Regions from separate parts of the Homo sapiens genome. Here region 1 is linked to region 2. A link is a contact called in ENCODE Hi-C or POLR2A ChIA-PET data. All regions are on one chromosome and are shown on one strand. Each heading gives the region's core, a stretch centred on a gene start or an enhancer-like site at or near the end of the contact. The rest is flanking DNA. Distances are from core to core; before and after follow the strand shown.

Evidence for each region. A loop is a pair of places that touch in the nucleus more often than their neighbours do. ChIA-PET counts read pairs that join two places held with the same protein, here RNA polymerase II (POLR2A). Pooled maps may share reads with other maps.
Region 1: a map of Calu3 shows a loop between it and region 2 (2.6-fold over the local background). The contact joins two enhancer-like sites. A Hi-C loop is called at or near these places in 3 of 168 maps with a recorded cell type or tissue (Calu3, GM12878 and Right ventricle myocardium superior), 2 of 37 single-sample maps with no recorded cell type and 4 of 50 pooled maps. POLR2A ChIA-PET finds 5 or more read pairs at or near these places in 1 of 52 experiments (endothelial cell of umbilical vein).

The regions. Positions count from the first base shown.
Region 1 is chr9:16,440,787-16,444,667 of GRCh38, forward strand. All of the region lies in intron 5 of BNC2 (basonuclin zinc finger protein 2), which reads right to left. Among named protein-coding and RNA genes, the nearest start is that of LINC03041, 170 kb to the left of the region's middle. Within about 2 kb of position 2,010, at least 4 of the 41 ENCODE cell types and tissues checked have a DNase peak (open chromatin) inside an H3K27ac peak, as active enhancers do.
Region 2 is chr9:16,190,924-16,195,186 of GRCh38, forward strand. No RefSeq gene overlaps it. Among named protein-coding and RNA genes, the nearest start is that of LINC03041, 83 kb to the right of the region's middle. Within about 2 kb of position 1,913, at least 6 of the 41 ENCODE cell types and tissues checked have a DNase peak (open chromatin) inside an H3K27ac peak, as active enhancers do.

The DNA of each region.
Region 1 (3,881 bases), core at 760-3,259, 250 kb after region 2:
AGTCTGTTACATTAAACCACTTGCTTCTGGTGAAAGAGATCCAGGTAAGTATGATTTAGAACTTTGCTAGTTCCTGAATCATAAAAGAGAAGCTTTATTTATAGTGGTAATAGAAGCAGCAATTTATATTTACACAGATAAACAACAAAGCATATTTGCAAACAAATAGACTTAAGAACGGGACACATAGCTCTATAACACCAAACTAGAGTCCCCTTGATAGTGCCATAGGTGTCCTTTCCAAAGAAGTCATCATTGGCTGCGCGTTGTGGCTCATGCCTATAATCCCGACATTTAGGAAGGCCAAGGTGGAAGATGGCTTAAGCCCTAGGCAACATGGCAAGACCCTGTCTACAAAAATTAAAAAACTAGCCAAGTGTGGTGGTCCGTGCCTATAGTCCTAGCTACTTGGGAGTTTGAGGTGGAAGGACTGCTTGAATCCAGGAGGTTGAAGCTGCAGTGAGCCATGATAGTGCCACTGCACTCCAGCCTGAGCAACAGAGCAAGACTGTCTCAAAAACCAAAAAATCATTATCAATTTGATCAAGATTATCTAATTCACCACATTTATAAATGGAGAGACTGCAACAAGAAACAAATTGATCTTACACAACCTAACAAGTGTGCAAGCTGGATGCTAAGAATGGCTAGCAGTTTTACTGTATCTTTGACTAACCTCGTTGAAGGGAGTTAGAAAGCATCAAAGGGAAAAAAGAAATGCCAAGTTTTTTTCTGAAGATCTTTGTGATAGAAATAAGTATGGTTTGGTGCTTTGATTCTGAATCACTAGTTTAAGAGTCTTCTGTGAAGGTAACGACCTCTATGCATGGTCTATATTGCTATTCAAAAATGGACCAATGTCAGTTGGATGGCTCTTTTCTTTTTTTAACTCATCTGGAACAAAAGTAACCATTTGGAAAATTTGGGACAAGTGGACACTGCTGCAACAACTAAAGGCATGATACATTTTTTTAGTCAATTTATTTTTATTGTATTTAACTTAAGTATTGGAAAAACTAGTCCTCCTTGCAAACAGTATAAATTGTCAAATAAACTTTACAAAAGTAAATTGGAGCTATAAAAAGAATTAGGTATTATCGTGGAATAAACACTAATAAAACAAAAATTCAGTCTGTTAGGCTAGGACGAAGATCCCAACTACCGACCAACTCATGCTGGGCCACTGGTCTTATGCATGAATAATATGTTAACATCAGAGTACATAACTGAACTCTTGGCCCTCCCTGCAATTTTGTAGCTGGTAAGTCAATTCTTTTAGGTTTTCCCATTTGTAACCAGAGTACAGTGACTTTTAACCCTTCAGGTTGAAAAATGTTATTGACAAAATGAGGATAATAAGATTTACCCTGTTAAGTTAAATGCGAGTTATTATCATAAGTGTTGATTTCCTGTGAAAATAACTGGCTATACTGTTAATTAAAAGATGAGTAACACCAAATAATATAGACTTATAAACCAGTTTTACTGGGTTCAGAAAAAGTATAAAAGACTTAAAATATTTACACCTACACATTTGAAATAAAAAGACTTCCTTTTGTTACTTCATTGGAACTGGTGATTATCACTTGTAGAAATCTGGCACCCTGTTCCTGTATGGCTCTGCCAAGTGACTTTTTAAAACTTTTTGTTGTAGGATCAAATGCATGGTTTAAATGGTTTTATCTGAGTCCTTTCCCACATCAAAGCACTTCAATGATTTATAGTTTTAAAATCAAAGTAAAATAAGGTTGATTGGTTTCCCTTATTGGGAAAGAGGGATAGTAGGGAAGGAACAGATGTGAAGAGATGGAAGAGAAACCAAATAAGGGGCTTTGGGATAATCAGACTGTCGAGGGACCTCAAGCTCAGTCCAACAAGGAGCCCACCTGTGTTCATGGCAGGCTACAACTCACATCACAGCATACAGGAAAACAACTGCTTTCTTTCTGTCCAAGAATGGAAGTGAGGAAGAAACACTGGACGCAGCACGGATCTAAGGCCTATGTGCTCCAGTAGTCAAATTGTTAAGAAATAAGCAGCCGGGCACGGTGACTCATGCCTGTAATCCCAGCAGTTTGGGAGGCAGAGGCAGGCGGATCACCTGGGGTCAGGAATTCAAGACCAGCCTGGCCAACACCATGAAAACCCGTCTCTACTAAAAATACAAAAAAATTAGCCAGGTGTGGCAGAGGGCACCTCTAACCCCAGCTACTCGGGAGGCTGAGGCATGAGAATCACTTGAACCCAGGAAGTGAAGGTTGCAGAGTGAGACTCTGTCAAAAAAAAAAAAAAAAAAAAGCAAAACAAGAAGCAAACAGTTTAAAAGACTCAATCATATGAACTTATTTTCAGTCAAGTTTAAGGTATAATTTAATGGAAAATACTAAAATGATTAGCTAAAAACTAAAAGTATTTCCCCCTTGATATAACTGTAGAGCTTTTAATTAAATGACACTGACCTGTAGGGACTGCTGACTACCTAAAACAAAATCAGAGGTTTGTGAGATATGTTTATTTTTTCATGTCTAGATTGGCACAGTGTGCTATCTTAAGAAATTATTTCATCATAACCACATTGGCAATTTATTTTCATAATCAGTTTCCTATTGTACTTTTCTATTCTTTTTCCTTCTGGGTTAATTCAAATATCAAAGCAAGAGAAACAGATTGGATAGAAAGTAGAGAAATTACCAAATTTCAAGCCTACCTAGCTTAAGTATTCCATTAGGTAAAATGAAACAGTAATTGCTGAATTAAAAATTGATGAAACAATGCTATGCAAAACTTAAATCATAAATTTTACCAGGTTTTCTAGATGTTCAAGTCTTAGGGGTAAAGAAATTGTGAGATATCTATACAATGGAATAGTACTGCACAATAAAAAGAACTAAGCTACCGACTACAACATGGACGACTCTTCAAAAGCATTATGCTAAGAATGAAAGACGTTAGACCCAAAGACATACATACGCTACTGTTCCAAGCATATGAAATTCTGGAAAAGGTAAGATTATGGGAACATAAAGTGGATTAGTAGTTGCCAGGGGAAAGGGACTGAGTGTAAAGCAACACTAGGGAACTTTTGGGGTGGTGAGAATGTTGTACACCATGATTGTGCTGAGGTTTTTATGGCCACATAGATTGTACACTTAAAATTGGCGGATTTTATTGTATGGAAAGTATACTTCAATGAAGTTAATTCAAAAAATTAAATCACGCAAATTGCTTGAACTCTCACACACATAACTCAACATGTACAGCTTTCCACTGTTTATAAGCCACCTTACTCCTTTCCTCCTGTATTACAGCACGGCCAAATCACAGGCACACATGCTCCCATTTGCTCCTATTAGTGGAATATGCAAGACAATCCACTGTGACATGGTGAGTCAACATGAAAACTCCTATTTATTTTTACCTAAAGGTGATTTTTTGCTAGTATCATTCATACACACACACACACAGAGTTTAGAAACAGCTTTACATATATATAAATGGGGGTACATGCTCACAAATTTTTACTAATGGGGTGTGTAATCATAAAACTATGGAGACTACCTCCCTACAGAGCTAACACCAATATATAGCAGGTATGTGCTATGCACACACACCTTCGCAGACACTCTGCAAGACACTGATAATCCGCCTTTGCTTGCCTACACCTGCCGGTGTGCTGACCTCTTGGTTAGGTGGACATGTATCAGAATGTGACCCAGAAATTAGGAGATATACCATCTAACTTCTGGATCACCTCAGGAGTGAGTGATAGGCTCAGACCATTATCTCAGGTAATATGAACAGGGGCATTCAACAAACTTCTAGCTAGGGGTCAGCAAATGGAAAACTCCTAGATCCCACATGTGGGTTGGAAAGAGGTGGCT
Region 2 (4,263 bases), core at 663-3,162:
AGGGGAAGAGGACCCCAGGATTACTCAGGAAATAGCACAACCAGCCTGGGTTATGTACTTTTATTTGAGAGAGATTTATGTAGTGATTATTATATGTCAGATACTGTTCCAGCAGATTCTGAATACTAACCCATTTTATGACCATCACAACCCCATTAGGCAGGTACTGTTATTTCCATTTTATAGATGAGGCAACCAAGGCACACCACTAGTGCATGACAGCACTAGGGTGCATGCAGACAATCTGGCTCAGAATCCATGCTGTTAGCTACTAAGCCTGCCTGACCTCAGAGCTTTGCTCTTTAAATTTTTCCAGAAATCTTTACTGAAATCCCCGGTGATCTGCCTAAACTAATGAACGTACAGAGATCTGGTGCCAGTGGGAGCACAGAGACTTTGCTGTCTGGGAAGTGGTCCCTGGAAGGGCCTTCAGGATGGAACAATAGAGCAACAGAATGACTCCCAGAGGAAATTTCCCAAGTTTCACACAACTTGGGAGCAGAGGGAGGAAGGCGGGGAGGGTGAGTCTGTGGCTGGAAGATGCAGTCCATATGGGATTACATGAAGACATCTGTATATATGTGTTTGGAGGTCTGTGTACATGTGGTTCTGGTTGGGTGTCCCTGTGTGTGAAAGTGTTCATGCATTTATGTTTTAATACCCACCATATGCATGTGCGTGTGTGTGTGTGTGCATGTATGTGTTTGTATATACATCCATGGGCTTGTTAATATACATGAAAGGTGCAAGAATAGCCTCCTTGTAAAGTGACTTGGTTTCTGTCTTAGTGAATTCAAATTCACATCCAGGAATTCTAAAATCAACAATTTTTATTTTTCCTGAAAGGGCCATTATTTGCTTAGAAGTCCATAGGATGAGCAATACATTTGGCATTCTTCTCTTATCTTTAGTGAAGCTGAGGCCCAGTTGGAGACGAACACAGAGTCCCCTGGTATGCAGGCTCTCTGAGCCAGAGCCCATTCCTGTGGGCAGCCAGGACCTGTCCCTGGGGCTCATAGACATTAGCCATCCAGCTGTCAAATAGAGATATGGAAGGACCTTCCAGGTTCCATTTTTCCAAACCTTTAAATCTTAAGATCCCATCCAAGGCCAGCCCTGCTGACCCCAGCAACACTGTTTATTCAAGGGCTTTTCAGGGAGCCACTGCCTACACTGACAGGGACAAGGAGGCACAGCATAATTGCTATCTGTTGCTGCTGCTGCTGCTGCAGTTTTAGCACAAACTGTGAGCACGTCTGTGGGCATTTGTCTGTCTGCAGAGAGGTCAGTCCAGACTTCTCTCACCGGAAGGCGATGGCTGGAGTGCTATTCCTAAGGAAGCAAAGAACGAGGGGTGGAGAGAGTCGTCCCCGGAATTGCATGGCTTGGGGCTTGGTCCAGATTGCGTGGCGAGGAGGGTAAGCAGGCCCAGCAGAGGGCGCCACCGCGCTGGCTCTCTTCTCCCGCGCAGTGCAGGCAACGGGGCGGTGTTCAGGAAGGCCAAGGAAGGATAGATTCTCGATACTGTACCCCCACCCCACCCGCCTCTGCCTCCCTCCTTCTCCTATCTCTTCTCTCCTCCCTGCCCCCTCCCTCCCTTCCCACCTCTCTCTCAGTCTTTCTTTCTTTCCATCTCTAGCCCCTCACCCCCCTCCCCAACTTGAGCAGGTCACCCCAGGGAACCTCAAGTCTAGTAACTGAGTGTTAATTATGTCTGAGTGGATTCTGGAGAAAAAGAAAACCATATACTGTATCAGCAGAGAAATGGTTTCACTGTGAGGAAACTAATGATGCTTTTATCAGGAACAATATAAAGATTGCTTTTTTACTAGTGTGTGTCCCATAGGGTTCAGGGCTATGAGATATTTCTGTATCTGGCTTTAGGTTCCTCTGAGCTTTTACATAATCAAATCAATAGAGCCATGATTCACCCTCTGGCAACAACTGCTCCCTGCAAGTTTGCTGTTGCATCTTTAGTGGCGAAAGAGAAAATAAATAAATATATGGAAAGGAACTTATTATGAATCTGTAAAAACATTGATTTGTTTCGTCTTCAGTCTTCCTTTTTAATTGCTTTGCATACACATGTACACACACACTGTGAGGGTCTAGGTTCACAGCCGGTCAGAGAATGAGGTGGCTGACGATTGCCCAGGTATTTGCCATTGTCTGATGGGAAGAGATGGGTTCTGTTGAGCAGAATCAGAGGTGGAGATGTGCTGCTTGCCTGTCCTCCCGTGTCTTTTTCAGACATTTTATTCATCTTCTCTCCCATCCCTGTGAATTCCCTACATTCCAGGCATGATTTTGGTTCTTCCCTTTCTCTTTGAGTTATATTGTTTTTATCAGAAATTTCCCTCCCCTCTGCCTGGCAGAAATGATCACCCTTGGACCTACATCTGTCCCCAGCAGCATCAGTGAGGCCGCAGACTTCTCACCCTCCCCAGCCCCCATTCTAAGAACAGCTGGTTAGGACCTCAGTGAGAATACAATATGGGAGTGGGCAGGAGCAGAGAGAGCAGATCTCACCATTTACTCTGGAGACACATCTTTCCTTCTCATTTCTCCTATCCCCAAACCTCCGAGTTCACGGAAAGAGAGCACCAGGAATAACTCCTAAAGTCTTTCAGGACACAGGCAGTTTGCCACTCCTTTCCCTCCTTTCTTTAAGTAAATAAGCAAAGGCATCTTTCAGGCTAAAACATGGGGGAGGATTCAGTGTTGTGCTACTGTGTCATCTACTTTTCACAGGCAAATTTAGATGACCAGGGCCTCAAAACACAGGTGTTTCAGTGTCACTTGCTGCTTTGCATTGACAAAGTCAACCGATAAAATAGGTATGTTCAGCTGGGCTTGGAGAAATAAAAACAGGGACTCACTGGCAGTCCAGCTGGTCACAGAGACAGGGAAAGGTTGTTTTGTATTTTCTACTCCAGTCCCCAACTTAGAGGCCTTGTTCATAGATAGGCTTCATTCTTCCCATCCTTCAGAAGCAGAAAAACATTAGAAGTAATAACAGAGACGAGGCAGGAAAGAAAAGCCACTTATGTAATCAGGTGTGCTGGGACCTGGGGATGACAGTGTCACAAAAATAAAATGGCTCCCTAATGATGACAGAGTCTTATTACCAAAGCCATGCTCCTGTGACAGTGCTGCCAGGCTCCTCTGAGAGGACAGCAATGACAGAATTCTTTAAGGACCTACTTTGGGTAAATATTTGTCCCTAAAGAACATCATCTTTGAGGACCCTCAATCCTATAATCTGGGAGTCCCAGGCATTTGGACAGATGGGATCCAGCTTGGGTTTCAGGAAAGAAAGGGACTTTCATACAGCGCTGGGGACTGTGATACCAGCAACACAGTGTATTAGCATACAAACAATTGCAATGGTGGCCATTTATTGAATATCTACCTTGTACCAAAGACTATGCCGGGAGCTTTGTGCAGACTATTGCATTAAGTTAACTTTCACCCTCAAGACAGTATAGCAAAGAAAGGCTTATTATTCCCATAATTGGGACTTGAGACTCAAAAAGATTACATAATTTGCTCAAGGCCACGGAATTGGTACAAGATTGAGCGGGGTTCCAACTAAGTCTCTTTGAGCCTCACATCTCCGGTCTTCCTGCCATGCCAGCATCATAGAAAGTGTTGAAAACATGCTAAGTTAACCTTGAATGGATCCTGGACAACTTTATTTAAAAATTATATAATTATGTACTTTAAAAACGTATTCAAAATCTTATTGTTACCACATTAAACCATGGATATTATTCTTAGAAAAAGGCTATTCTTTGGCTTAAAAAAAGGGAATCGCTATAAATCAAGTAAGTAAATATATTGAGATGATAGGGAGGATGGATACAGTAAAAATTATGAAGGAGATGAACAGATGACTGGAGGTTGGGGGATGCCACAGCCGGCTGTGCTGCCTTGAAGGGCAGTGAGAATGTTGTTAGTAGCTGCCTAGAATGTTGTGTAGAGAAGGAGTCTGAGGCCCCATGCATTGTCTGTTAGTGACGTCTGCCATGGCGCACGGGGAAGCACTGGAGGTTGCTGGGGGTAACAGCAAATTGTGAGGTCTCCTCGCTCTCTTGAATCAAGCCCAACATGCTCCTTTTTCAGAGGAGGAGGAAGCCCAGAGAAATGAACTGAACTTTTCAAATGTCTCAAGGCAATGATTCTACAACCAGTTGCCTCTTTCTAAGAGGCCCAAACATTTACTCGTGGTTCCCAGTCAATATATTTTGTCTTTTGGGGAGT